Linked DNA regions of Homo sapiens: region 2 is linked to region 1. A link is a contact called in ENCODE Hi-C data. All regions are on one chromosome and are shown on one strand. The core of a region is the stretch at or near the end of the contact, and the rest is flanking DNA. Distances in the headings are between cores, read along the strand shown.

What was found. Hi-C counts contacts between places; a loop is a spot of excess contacts on that map.
Region 2: a map of gastrocnemius medialis shows a loop between it and region 1 (3-fold over the local background). The contact joins the promoter of LINC02690 here to the enhancer-like site in region 1. A Hi-C loop is called at or near these places in 1 of 168 maps with a recorded cell type or tissue (gastrocnemius medialis).

The regions. Positions count from the first base shown.
Region 1 is chr11:45,551,718-45,558,828 of GRCh38, reverse strand. No RefSeq gene overlaps it. Among named protein-coding and RNA genes, the nearest start is that of CHST1, 110 kb to the left of the region's middle. Within about 2 kb of position 4,093, at least 2 of the 41 ENCODE cell types and tissues checked have a DNase peak (open chromatin) inside an H3K27ac peak, as active enhancers do; they include gastrocnemius medialis, where a contact is called at or near this core.
Region 2 is chr11:45,746,956-45,753,788 of GRCh38, reverse strand. LINC02690 (long intergenic non-protein coding RNA 2690) reads left to right here and starts at 2,181. Exons shown (of 2, transcript NR_183774.1): 1 at 2,181-2,278; 2 at 2,581-2,969.

The DNA of each region.
Region 1 (7,111 bases), core at 2,844-5,343:
TGATTTATCAACAAGGCCCTCCTAGTGAGAGATCCTGCAGCTAGAACCCAGTCAAGCCATGTCTGGATTCCTGAACCACAGAAACAGTGAGATGGTAAACGTGTATTGTTTTAAGCCTCTAAGTTTTGGGAGTAATGACGAATACATCCCATAATAGTAATGACACTAGGATTCACTCATTCATTCATTCATGACATCAGTCAGTACTCATCCACTCATTCATTTATTCATGAAACCAACAAATATCCATGAAGTGCCCGTCATGTGTCAGGTACCAGCGTCATGTTATATGAGCACTTGATATGTGAACTGTACATTACAGTTTATAAAGGACTCCCTTGTAGGTTAATTATTCTTGTGTCTCAGCAGAAGGGGCTCCTAGAGCTCCTCAAGTACAGCCCTGTAATCAAGGCCTGCTTGCTGTGTCTCCTTCCTACAGCAGCCGAGGATGGTGGGGAGCCCAGCTTGTATCCTCCCGCCTGCCTTTGCCCATGTGGTCCCAAACAGGCACCGTCAGTTCAAGCCCAGCATGATCTTGAAGCCTCAAGTCCCCAAAGACTCAAGGGTGAGAAACATAACCTTCTAGGTCACTGGGCAGAAGAGGCACCTGTAGCTCAGATATGGTTTGGCTGTGTCCCCACCCAAATCTCATCTTGAATTCCCACATGTTGTGGGAGGGACCGGGTGGAAGGTGATTGAATCATGGGGGCAGGTTTTTCCCATGCTGTTCTTGTGATAGTGAATAAGTTTCATGAGATGTGATGGTCTTAAAAAGGGGACTTTCCCTGCACAAGCTCTCTTCTCTTGTTTGCCACCATGTGAGACATGACTTTCACCTTCTGCCATGATTATGAGGCCTCCCCAGCCACGTGGAACTGTAAGTTCAATAAACCTCTTTCTTTTGTAAATTGCCGAGTCTTGGGTATGTCTTTATCAGGAGCATGAAAACAGACTAATACAAGTCCCTCTTGAGTTCAGGTAAGTAACTTTCCTGGGCTCTACACTCATTCCTGGGATCCAGGATCTTGGGGGGTGGGGTGGGGTCTTCCTACCTGCCTGAAGTCCCTTGTCTGTACAGAAAAGGGCACTGGTCTGACCCAGCCCCATTCCTCACCTGAGCACCCACATGGACCCAAGCCAGAAAGAGGAGGTCAGGCTAAGATGCTGAGTCAGGGTGCTTTAGGCAGCAAGTAATAGAAGAATCGACCACTGCAGGCATCAACCATAAAGAAAATGTGTTATCTCATAGGACGAGATGTTCCAGAGGCAGCGTTGCTTAATTCCATGACTCAGCAACATCCCCTGAGGCCATGGTTTTTGTTTTCCCTTTTCTCTCTCTTCCATCCTCAGGGTGGGCTGTTCCCTCATGGTCATGAGGTGGCTGCCACTGCTCCAAGTATCACAGCCTTATAGCTGCAGCCAGAGGCAGAAAACAACTTGCTTCTTGTGACTCATTTCTTTTCAAGAGCAAAGAAACTTTTCCCAGAAGTCCCCCAGCAGACATTTTCTTTTGTTTTGCTGGCCAAAATTGCACCACCTGCCCTCTCTCCCCGAACAAAGCATAGTCATTGGGGTTACTGGGATTGGCTTAGACCAATCATGATTCATTCCCTGGGGCTGGGAGTGGCTCCACCTTTCCTGACCTCTGGACAGCACTGGGCTTCTGTTAGAGAGGAGTCCCTGCTGTCCCACTCTGCCTTCTCTGCCCCTCCCCTTCCCACTCCAGACCTCAGCCCTCAGGAACGTACCCCCATCCCACGCCTGGCACCTCCCCTCTGGTCAGCCAAGGACAGGCAAGGATCAGAGTCTCTGAGACAGAGGGCCCAGTGTGAGCCAGAGCCCTGGGCTGACGCAGGACCTTGGCATTGTCCAGCTCCCAAATCCCTGGGTAGCTGGTCTCAGAGCTCCCCTGCCCGACCCCAGCCAGTCACAGAACTGCTGACACTCACATCGCACTTACCAGGCTCTGTCGTAAACTCTTTATGTAAGTTACTTACTCCTTACAGCAACTGTAGAAGTAGTTCTGTGATCATCCTCATTTATCAGAGGAGGGAATGGAGACAGAGAGCTAGACCATGCAGCAGGAACTTAGTGGAGCTGAATGTGAACCCAGGAAGTCTGGCTCCAGAATCTTCCCTGAACTGCAGCTCTACGGCCCCCCCAAGTCCTGCTCCATCCCCTTAGTGCAGGTCACTGAATCACAGCCTTTCTGGGCAGCAAGCAGGACAGAGCCGGGGAGGGGAGGTGTCCTGGAGGGACCTGGGCTGCCTACCTCCCCCAGCCCGTGGGAGAGTCACAGGGCTTTGCTGAGCCTCTGTTTTTAATGTTTGAAAGGTGAATCCTAATGATGCCTGTATCAGAGGGGTGTAGTGAAAATGAGAGATTATAACCTCTAATAGTTAGTAGAGGACGACAGGATGGCAGAACAGTGATGGATGGGTAGACGAGGAGCATAGTGGATACAGCTCCCTCTGCCCACCACCCTCTTGTCTAGTGGTGCCCATGGCTTACTCCTCCACTTCCTACAGATCTTTGCTCAGCAAGGTCCTTCCTGACCACTGATAGGAAACAGAGTGCCAGCGCTGGCACTTCCTCTCCCCTTACCTTCTCCATCAATGAAGGGATCCCATCAACATCTGACCTGTTCGCTGCCTTGTTAAGATGCGTACTGCCTGTCTCCTGCATTAGAATGTAAACTCCACTATTTTGTTCACTACTTATCTCTAGGGCCTAGAATGTTATTCAGCACATAGCAGGTACTCAACAAATAATTGTTAGGGAAGTGAATGAATGGATGAATGAATGAGTAAAGGGGAGGATGGAATGAATGACCCATGCTGGGATTTGAATGCTGGTCTTGCTGAGGGAAGCAGGGAGGTCAAGTCCAAGGATTCTTCCCAGCCCCACAGCTGCTGTCCCTGGCAAATCAGTGGCCACTCCGTATTCAGTGTATACTACTGGGTGTAGGGAAGGAGCTCCAGGCTTAACCTCTCTTGGCCATCTTCTCTCTTGTCCCTCTACCCTTCCAAGACACAGAGCCTTGTCCTATAGCTCAAACTTATCCCACCCTGGCCTCTCCTCATAGATGGAATTTGAAACTTCAGGAGCACTTGGTCTGGAGTCAGACAGATCTAGATTCAAATCCCAATGCTGTGGCCTCCTTGCTGTGCGACTTTGGGGAAAGTGACTTGATTGTCTAAGCCTTTGGCTCCTCTTTTGCAATATGGGTCCAATCACAAGCCTGACTTGCTAGCATTGTGGGAACTAAGCTTGATGACAGACGCAGAACCCTTATTGTGGCTTGTGAGAAGGACTTAATAAAAGAAATCGAAACCAACCAGACAGACAATTATTGAGTGCTTACCCTCAGGCGGACATGGTGCTAAGTGCGTTATGTGCACTTAGTTCTCCCACCCACCCCATGGGGTAGATACTAGCAGTATTCCCCTTTTAAAGATGAGAAAACAGAGGCACTAAGATGTTGAGTCATTCACCCAGCAGCACCAAGCGAGTGAATGGTAGAGCTGGGATTTAACAAACATTTAAAACAAAACTCAGCGGTGGACATGAGAAGATGAGGCAGTGAGAGCCTCTGGTCTGGGGGATGGGAGCCCTGCTGCTGGTCCCTAACTTGCTTGGTGACATGGCTATTCCCACAGGCAGTGCTGAGAAAACCCAGAGGACAAACGGGCTGTCACTGAGGGTGTCTGGGGAGTAGGGCCTTGAAGCAGGAGAAGAAGCTCTGCTTTATTCTGTTTTTAGAAGCTTTTTTTTTGGTTGGGGAGGGGGGAAGTGTCTGGTTATGAAATCAACACATGCTCATTTTAGAAAACATGGAGATGACTTAAAAGTATAAGGAAATAAATAAAAGTGATCTGAAATTTCCCGACCCTGAATATTCACTGTTAACATGTTCATGCAGTTAATTTATTTGCTCAACAAATGTTTATTGAGTGCCTCCCGTCAGCCAGATCTGTGTGTGCCGGACACTGGGGACAGTGTGAGAACCAAGTGGACACAGTCCCTGCCCTCTTGGATTAGATACTGCACAGCTAAACAGACTTGGGGCAGCTCATGGGTGTGGTGCTGAGACGGAGGAGCCACGTGCTGGAGGGCTGGACGTGGACACACGGAGCCAGGACCTGACGGGTGATCTGATTGTGTATTCTGTATTCTCCACTAACTAGTAGGTGTGAGCATCTTTAATTGGGAAATTTTCACAATGCATGAGTGGAAGGGTCCCCAGGTGGAAGGCAGGGCAGAGGCACGACAGCCGCTGCACCTTGGGCCAGGCCCTGGGACACATACCATTCCCCTACAGGAACCCTCTGACCTAGTTTCTTATTCCTCCTGTGTGTTCATGTCCATCAGAACCTGGACTCAGGCCTCACTCCACCCTCCGTGGCCCAAATCCTGGGGTAGCGTGAGTCATCACAGGGAAAGGCCTGAAGGGCAGCCCTCAAAGTCACCTAGACCTCCCGCCCCACTTACCTCAGATGGGGCAGAGGCTCCAAGGCTGTGCAGCAAGGCGGGGCTGTCATCATGGGCAAGGTTAGGGGCCAGGCCTTGTATTGCCTGTGTTTTCTTTCTGCTGCTCTCTAGGCTCATCCTAAGCCAGAAGGCCTGGCCCCTGTCCCCTCCCACCCCCTCCTCCATATGGTCAAGCTTGCTGGAGGAGTGCTGTCTTTGTCTATGGCTACGCCTGATGCCACTTCGTGCTGGTGATCTTGAAGGATACATGAGAGAACAATGCCTGGGCCTTTGCCTCTACTTTCTTCTCCAGCCAGGCCTGCTGGCCTCTTAGGCCGGCCCCCAGCCTGGTTTAAAAGTCCTCCATGCCCCTTGGCATGGAGGAGTCACTTTGGCTGACTCCTTGTCACAGCTGGGGCAAGGTCCAGGCTGGGGTGGGGGATCCCCGGCACCTAGTGTCCCCTCCCCCAGAGGTGAGCTGTTCCAGCCACGGAGGGGGAAGACAGAGTGCTCTTTCTTACTAACTGGATCAGGAAGGGGTGCCAGCTCCACTCCGCATGGTGCATATACACATGCTGCCACGTGCACATATGTTAGCACCTAGGCCACACGTGTGCTCACCCACCATGTGTACAAGCATCCACCAGGATGTACGCTGTGTGGAGGCAGGGACTTCGTTTCATTCACCGAATGCTAGCACAGTGGTGGGTGCATAGAAGGTGTTAATTAAACATTTGTCAAGTGATAACTAAATGAATGATGAAATGAGTGGTAATACTTGTGCATGTCAGTGGCTATGCAGAGGGACACTCCAGTGTCCATTGACAGGCATATGTCAGGCTCATACACATACAGGGGTATGCCAGCACACAAACATATGCTCAAAGACACGTGCACACAGGTGTGTGCTAGTCACACTAGTTGATGTGCACATCTGTGCATGCTTGCTTATTTGAACACATGAGTATGTGGGCACACACCAGTGCAGGCAAGGAGACTCACATGTGTGTAGCCATACCCCTAGTGCAAATATGCACACATAAACCTGCATTTAAAACTGAAGACATTTTAACAAAATTGAGCAAGTCACTTGTTCCGAATCCTGTGCTAAGTGCTGGGTAGGGCTCAGGGGTGGAGAATTGAAGGTGGACTGAATTGGGCTCCATCCCCAAGATGCTTATAATCTATGGAGGATGACAGATATTAATTTAAACAGTACAAAGGGGTGAAGGAAACCATGTGTACGGGTGTATTTGTGTGTGCACATGAGTGCAAGAAATCCTAGAACCTTCAGAATGGAGTGTTGGGTTCCCAGGTGTGTCTCCAGGTGGCTCGTCTAAATCTTGTTTCCAGGTTGATCTAGGGACACTGAGTGACTTGAGTGGGGACTCACGAGCAAAGACGGATGGACTACTTAAAAATGCATCCACAGCATATATTTCTCTGCATGCACACAGCACACATGCAGGCCTACAGCACAGGGATACACATGACCACAGGTGCACAGAACACCCTGCACCTGCTCACACAGCCGGCCAAGCACATGTACCCCACAGGTTCTGACAAGGCCTGCAGGTGTCTCTGGCTCCTCCTGAGTCAGGGGAAGGTGCCTTGAGAGAATCCTGTAAGAGACTGGAGCTGGCGGCTCCTCTAAGGAGTCTATTACACAGCCCAGCTCATTCATCCTGGAGGTGGGTAACAGGATGTGGGCTGCATCTTGGGGGTAGGAATGGGTTTGAAATGTAGCTGAGTCTCAGAAATGTCCTGGACCTGGTGGCCTCAAAGGGGATTGTGTGTTCCAGGTAGCCCTGGGCCTAGCCCCTGTTCTTTTAACCACACCAGGCTCTTCAGCAGGACTGGAGAAGCCTGGGATTGGGGAGAACCCGAGGAGAGGGTGAGGGATTGACCATAGTTATGAAAGGGGCACTCATGAATGCCAGAGCTGACAAAACAAGTCAAAGACCTGTGACACAGGGGGAAACTGAGACTCAGAGAAGGGGAAGGGCTTTCCCAGGGTCACAGAGAAAGGCAGCAGTGAACGTGAGACTGGAGCCCAGGTTCCTGGGGCACTTGTTGTATGTAGCCCTGGGATGCCTCAGGCGGAGGCAGAATGGTCACTCGCTTGGGGTCCATGGTCCTCTTTAGGCCTTTCCTCCCTCCCAACACAGAAATATTGGCCCCACCCCAAGACCTGCTCATGAGGAGGTGGCTCCTGACTCTACTTTGCCATCAGAATGGCAAAGTCCCTTTGAGCTGTAGCATTTCGTGCCAAAGCAGAAAGATGGACCAGTGACCTCTGATGTTCCTCATTAGCTCATAGGACTTACCCCTGGGGATATCTCAGACCACGATTTCCGTAATATGGGCCAAGGAGGGAGGGAAAGCTACTGAACCTAGAATCAAGGGCTTGGCTTCAATCCCGCAACAGCAACTTCCTGGCTGTGTGACCTTCAGTGTGCCATTTAACCGTTCTGTGCCTCAGCTTTCTCATCTGCAAAATTGGGATAACATTCTTTATCTCATGGTCTGGGCTGTAGATTAAATGAGCTCATGCCTGGAAAACTCTTAACTTCATCAGGCATATAGCAAGTGTCCACTCAAAAGATGGTAGCAATGACTATTTTGGTTAGAACAGTAATTG
Region 2 (6,833 bases), core at 932-3,431, 200 kb before region 1:
ACTCCTGTGTGATTACAGTAGCTTCCTAAGGTGTCTCCTGGACTCTAGTACTTCTCCTTCACGTCTGCCTGGAGAAATCTTTGTAGGTTCTGCTCTCCTCATGTCCTTTCCCTACTTTCAAACTTGGGATGGCTTCCTGCTGCTCCTGTGTAAGGTCTGTGTCACATCTCTTCACCTCTGCCACAGAGACCACTTGGGATTTTCTAGAGTACTGGAAGTTTTACTCTTCCTAGCCTTTGCTTTTGCCATTTCTTCAGCTAAAATGCCTTTCCTCCTTCTCCTGATGATGACATTTTCTGCAACCTGCAAGACCTAACTTCTTCCCACCCATCTTACTTCTCCTCTTCTCCCTTGATGCTCCTATTGTAAGTGCCTTTGTGCTTTTTTTTTTTTTTTTTTTTGAGACACAGTCTTGCTCTGTCATCTAGGCTGGAGTACAGTGGCACAATCAAGGCTCACTGCAACCTCCATCTCCTGAGTGTGAGAGATTCTCCTGCCTCAGCCTCCCGAGTAGCTGGGATTACAGGCACTGGCCACCATGCCCAGCTAATTTTTGTATTTTTAGTAGAGACGGGTTTTCACCATGTTGGCCAGGCTGGTCTCGAAATCCTGACCTCAAGTGATTCACCCGCCTTGACCTTCCAAAGTGCCGGGATTACAGGTATGAGCCACCGCGCCTGGCCTGTGCTGGTTTTTTTTTTTTTTTTTTTTTTGCATTGTATCATAACCAGTTAACGTACTTGATTTTCATCACTATAAATCCCATTGTATGACCAATCATCCCAAACATTTAGCATTTTCCTTAAGTTATAAAAGTAAACCAGGCGCGGTAGATCACTCCTGTAATCTCAGCACTTCGGGAGGCCAAGGCGGAGGATCGCTTGAAGCTAGGAGTTCAAGACTAGCCCTGGCAACATAGCGATAATCCGTCTCTACAAAAAATACAAAAACACTTTGGGAGGCCCAGGCGGGTGGATCACCTGAGGTTGGGAGTTCAAGACCAGCCTGGCCAACATGGCGATACCCTGTCTCTACTAAAAAATACAAAAATTAGCCAGGCGTGGTGGCGGGTACCTGTAATCCCAGCTACTCAGGAGGCTGAGGCACAAGAATTGCTTGAACCCGAAAGGCGGGGGTTGCAGTGAGCCGAGATAGTGCCACTGCACCCCAGCTTGGATGACAGAGTAATACTTCATTTCAAAAAAAGGAAAAAAAAACCCCCAAAAACAAAAAAACTAAACAAATACAAAAAATTAACTGGGCAGGTGGCACACACCTATAGTCCCAGCTACTCAGGAGGCTGAACTCAGGAGGCTGAGGGGAGGATTACTTGAGCCTGGAAGGTCAAGGCTGCAGTGAGCCGTGATGTGCCACTGCACTCCAGTTTGGGTGACAAAGCAAGAGCCCGTCTCTCTTGGGGGCGGGAGGGAAGCGCACTCTTGTAACATCTCCAAATGGTTGAGAAGTAAAGTGAAACGCCCCCCTTCTCTAACCCTATTGGTCAGTCCTGCGACTCCTGGGTAATGGCTGCTAATGGTTCCTTATGTGTTCTTCCGCCCGTACGCCTTTGCATTTTCAACGTGTATGCATGTACCAAAATTGATGTAACTGGCCTCCATTACGGGACATTTAGGTTGTTTTCCATTATCTACTGCTGTAAATAATGCTGCAAAGATCACCTTCAGATTCAAATATTTCTGCAGGCAGCGTCTTAGAAATGGGATTGCTGGGTCACAGAGAACATCCACTTAAAATTTTTAATGAACACTGCCAAACCGTCGTCAGGGAAGACTTCCAGCAAGTCTCGTACTGATGTGGAAATATCTGTTCTCCTCCTTTGAAAGTGGGTCTGGATCTTAATTTGTCGCTGTGGCCCTGGCATGTAGTAGGCTCAGTAAATGCTTGCTGAGTGACCCTACGGGTTATCAAGCCCTGGCTCTCTATTTTCTCAGAAAAAAAGCAGCCCTTCTGCCCCTAAAAAAAGTCTACAAAGTCAATCGTGAGACCAGACCTTGACCTGTTCCGTTTGGCGCTCTGGATTGCGGAGCATACCGAGGAGTCCTGGGTACTTTCTTTGTTAAGTGGGGTGTGTGTGGTTTTTGTTTTCAAAGCTGGCCTGGAGGCTCTGGGTTGCCATGGCAACTGATGAGCAGGGCCGCCTTTTCCCTTCCCTCCATCTTGGGAGCCCTGGTTGCCATAACAACTGATTGGTCCTCTCCTCTTCCTCCACCTCTGCCACAGGGCTCCAGCTTCCCTCTGGGGGCACCACTGTTCTTAGGTCTGGGGCAACCCTGATTTCACTTGACCCATGTACCTTGGGACCCTCTTGAGAGGAGATGTGAGCGAGGCCATTACTGGGGAGGGTGACGGCAGAAAACAGCATGGCCACTGGGAAGGGGAGAGGGCTCAGGTGGAGGAAGAGTGAGGTTCCCTGCTCCGACCTAGCTTGGGAGAATCAGTGTTGCCTGGGGACCAGAGGGGGAAGCAAGTTCCTCTGAGGTTCAGGGGTGGTTTTGGGGATCAGTGAGTTACAGGGACTGTGAGGTCTCAAGCATTCTTCCTCAACATTTCCTGTTGTAGATGGCAGAGCAGATGCAACGGCACCCCTGAGCTGCCCTCAGGGGGTCCTCAGCCTTGGAGGAGGCAGGAGACCTGGGCTATGGAGCCACTCACAGGCCCTACTGAGAACAACTTGGTGTCCATCACAGTCCTCTTCAGAATGCCCAGAATATGGGGATAAGAAGGTGAAACCGGCATGTTTATTAACACAATGGAATATTCTGTGGCCAAATCAAAGGAAGACGTTGAGGATTCTGGTGACACCTGGAAACGTACTGCTAAGGGAAAAAAGCAGGACCACAATGTTATGTGGATATTGACTGCGACTATATATAATGCCAGCGTGGACTTCTCAGAGATGGAATTTGGAGGAATGTAATACAGATGCAAATAGAGTTTTCCCCACATTGCCTTCTCCCGCGGTGTTTCTTCATCTCTGTCAACAGCCTTGCCACCTACTCTGTTGCCCAAACCAGAAACTTGATTCAAACTACACTTCTCCCTCTGCCCTCATGCCCCGTTCCTGTTAGTCACAAGTCCTGCTGGTTCCAGCTCTGAGACAGCTTTCAGAGTACTCCTCCTCCTGTTCCCACATTCACATCCCTAGGGGACTCTCTCCTCCCAGCGTGTCTGTTCCCCCGCATGCCCCCCACGCTCTGCTCCCCTGGCACCTCTGCCATGCTGCTGCCCCAGGGCAGATGTGGCCAAGGGGCTCCTCTCCTCCCACTCCTCGTTTGCTCCAGGATCAAGGACACACTTCTTGGCCCATTGAAGGCCCTTCCGGATCCACTTCCTTAGCCTAGGCTCTAGCTTCTCCCTGCTTGCAGCCATGCAGCAGGAGGCTCTCTTTATTCCTCTTTGCCTGTGAAGATAGCTGCCTCTGGCAGGAATACCCTTTGCTGCCTCATCTGCCTGGTCAACTCCTATCCCCCATTTCAGATTTTGCCCAAGACTTTCTAAGACAGTAGAAGAAAGGTTTCCACTCCTTTCCCCTCCTGAAAACTGTACAGAAACCACAGGAGAACAGGAATAGAAGCCTGAACTCCGTCTTTGGTGGAACATGGAGACCTCCCTACTCTTGAATCTCAATACGTGGAGGGGGAAGCTGCTGGAGGAGGATAAAGCGCTCAGCAGAGAGGAGAAACATCAAACCTCTGTACTTACCAGTGGGGAAGGCACTATAGAAATGAGCTGATTTTCTCTACAGAGACCCAGAAAGGGTCCAGGATCAGAGGCACCAGGTATCACAGGAAGTGGGGCAGGACCTGAGAATAGGGGTAGGGGGTAGTTTGAAAGTCTGTGTAAGGAGCAGTAGACTTCCAAGTCCCACTCCATCCTATGCAGCCAGGTGACTGTCCTCCTTACTCCCACGAGAGACCAGAGGTCCTGGTCTCAGAGATGCCAAGTGTGAAGAGAAGGGGTGAGGTGTCCTAATAAAGGCTCCCAGCCTCCTTCCCCACCCACCTCCAGGGTACCAGAATCAGGCTTATGCCTGCATCCTGCACTAACCCCATGCAAAGATTGAAGTGTGTTTTCACTGGAGGAATTAAACAAGCCCAAAGAAATGACTGACAGATGCTTATGCTCAGGGGTCTGTAGCAGATAAGCTGGTGGGAGCAACTGAGTGTCCAATTAACATGCCACACTCAGGCACTTCATACCTCCAACTGGCCCTGCAGTGGGGAACCATTAAATACCAACACACACCCAAAGATCACGGACACTTGAGGGACACTTTCTCTCAGTATTCTGAGGAAGATATGAACCAAGAGGAAATGGAGACTATGCAGGGAGCAGAATATAAGGTTGAAGAAACCATAACTGATATCCTTAGAGAGATACAAGAACATATTGCACCCATTAAAAAGTAACAGAGTGAAATAAAAAAGAAATAGAGAAAAAGAAAGAATCCTTAAAAGTAAAAATCCTGATGGTAAAAATTTTAAAAATTATCAAGAGTTGGAAGATAAAGTTGAAGAACTTCCTCTGTACATATAACAAAGAGAGACAAAGACATGAAGCAGAGAAGAGGCAGGAGAGAAAGTGTAAGCAATTAGGGATCATGCTGGGCGTGGTGACTCATGCTTATAATCCCAGTGCTTCAGGAGGCTGAGGTGGGAGGATTGCTTGAGGCCAGGAGTTTGGGACCAGCCTGGGCAACATAGTAGAACCACATTTCTACAGAAAATAAACAAATTAGTTGCATATGGTGCACCTGTAGTCGCAGCCACTAGGGGAGGCTGAGATAGGAGGATCACTTGAGCCCAGGAGGTTTTTTTTCTTCTGTTGTGCTGGGATTACAGGTGTGAGCCACCATGCCCGGCCGAGCCCAGGAGTTTGAGACTGCTGTTGAGCCCTGATCGTACCACTGTACTCCAGTCTGGGTGACAGAGCAAGACCTGTCTCTGAAAAAATTTATATATAATTAATGAATCAATCTAGGAGGTCCAACATTCAGCTAATAGGGGTCCCGGAAATGGAGAGAGGAAGGAATGAAATTGTCAAGGAAATAATACAAGAAAATTTCCCAGAATTAAAGGACATGTGTCCTAGATGGTAAGATCCACTGAGTATCCAACTCAGTCAGTGAAAAAAATATCCACATCCAGGCTCATCATTACAACCTTTCAGATGCAGAGATCAAGGTAGTTCTGTGAGGTTTCTGGAGACAGCTGGCTGGGACTTAGACGAGACAAGTGAGGCACTTGCCTTGTGGGTGGAATTTAAGGGGGCACCAAAAAACTCAGTGATCAAGATAAAAAAATTAATGCACTATTTAAAAAAGAGGCCGGGCGCAGTGGCTCACGCCTGTAATCCCAGCAGTTTGGGAGGCTAAGGCAGGCAGATCACTTGAGGTCAGGAGTTCAAGACCAACCCAGCCAACATGGAGAAACCCCATCTCTACTAAAAATACAAAAATTAGCTGGACATGGTGGTGCACACCTGTAATCCCAGCTACTTAGGAGGCTGAGGCAGGAGAATTGCTTGAACCTGGGAGTTGAAGGTTGCAGTGAGCCAAGATCGCACCACTGCATTCCAGCCTGGGTGACAGAGCAAGACTCTGTCTCAAAAAAAAAAAAAAAAAGAAAAGAAAAAGAAAGCAACCCATGATAAACAAACAGCAAAATTTTAAGTAAAGACATGATGGTCCGACAGGACTGGGATTTGGGCGATGTGAGTGAGGTCAAGCTGAATAAGCGTAGGTTTGGATCTCGTCTTTATTTGAAATTGACATTTCAATGGGTGAATTTTTTGGCACTCCCTTGCATGTTTGCATCTCAGATGGGTGCTTCACTCACTTCGTCCTAGTCCCAGCTCCGCACAGGAAACCTCTGGAGTGATGGCATCAGGCTGCTCAACAGTGACACTGGAAGTTTGAAGACAAGGAAGCAATGCCTTTCAAAATTCTGACTAAGACTGGCTCATGAGCGGTGGCTTATGCCTGTAATCCCAGCACTTCGGGAGGCTGAGGCGGGTGGATCACTTGAGGTCAGGCATTGGGGACCAGCCTGACCAACATAGTGAAACCCCATCTCTACTAAAAATACAACAATTAGCCGGCTGTGGTGGCACAGGCCTGTAGTCCCAGCTGCTTCGGAGGCTAAGGCAGGAGAATTTCTTGAACCCGGGAGGCCAAGATCACACCACTGCACTCCAGCCTGGGAGACAGTGAGACTTTGTCTCAAAATAAGCAAAAAACAGATCTGACTGAAGATGTTTTTCTAACTAGTATTCCACACCAACCCAGACTGTCAGTTAAACATGATGGGAGAAATAAAGAGCTTTCTAGACATATTGTGTCTTCAAATAACTTGCCTCCTATGTACCTTTCTTAGGGAACTGCTGAAGGATGTGTTTAACTTAAATCAGGGCTCCAAGAAAGAAGTTAGATCCAGAAACAAGGACTGCAACAGAGGAGGGAAGAGAGAAGGGAATTCCTTGGGTCATGGCTCCAGGGACACAAGGAGACAGCTATGCCTTGGACCAGAGAGCAAGCTGCCTAGATCAGCAGAAGTCAGAAGGCTCTAGTGGCTGGGGGAGTTTGTCCTCAGGAAGAAAACTCGGCCTAACAAATGATCTGACAGGTTTGGTGATGTGGAAAATTATATTGAGGCATGGAAAGATTTCATCAATTGTTTTCATCATCAACAACAACAACAAACCGTACTAAGTTGATGAAAAATGAGGTAATTGTTAACAGGAAGAACAAAAAGGAAAGGAAATAAGATCATAGTGTGCTACTTGGCCCAGGAATAAGATAATATTTGTGTATT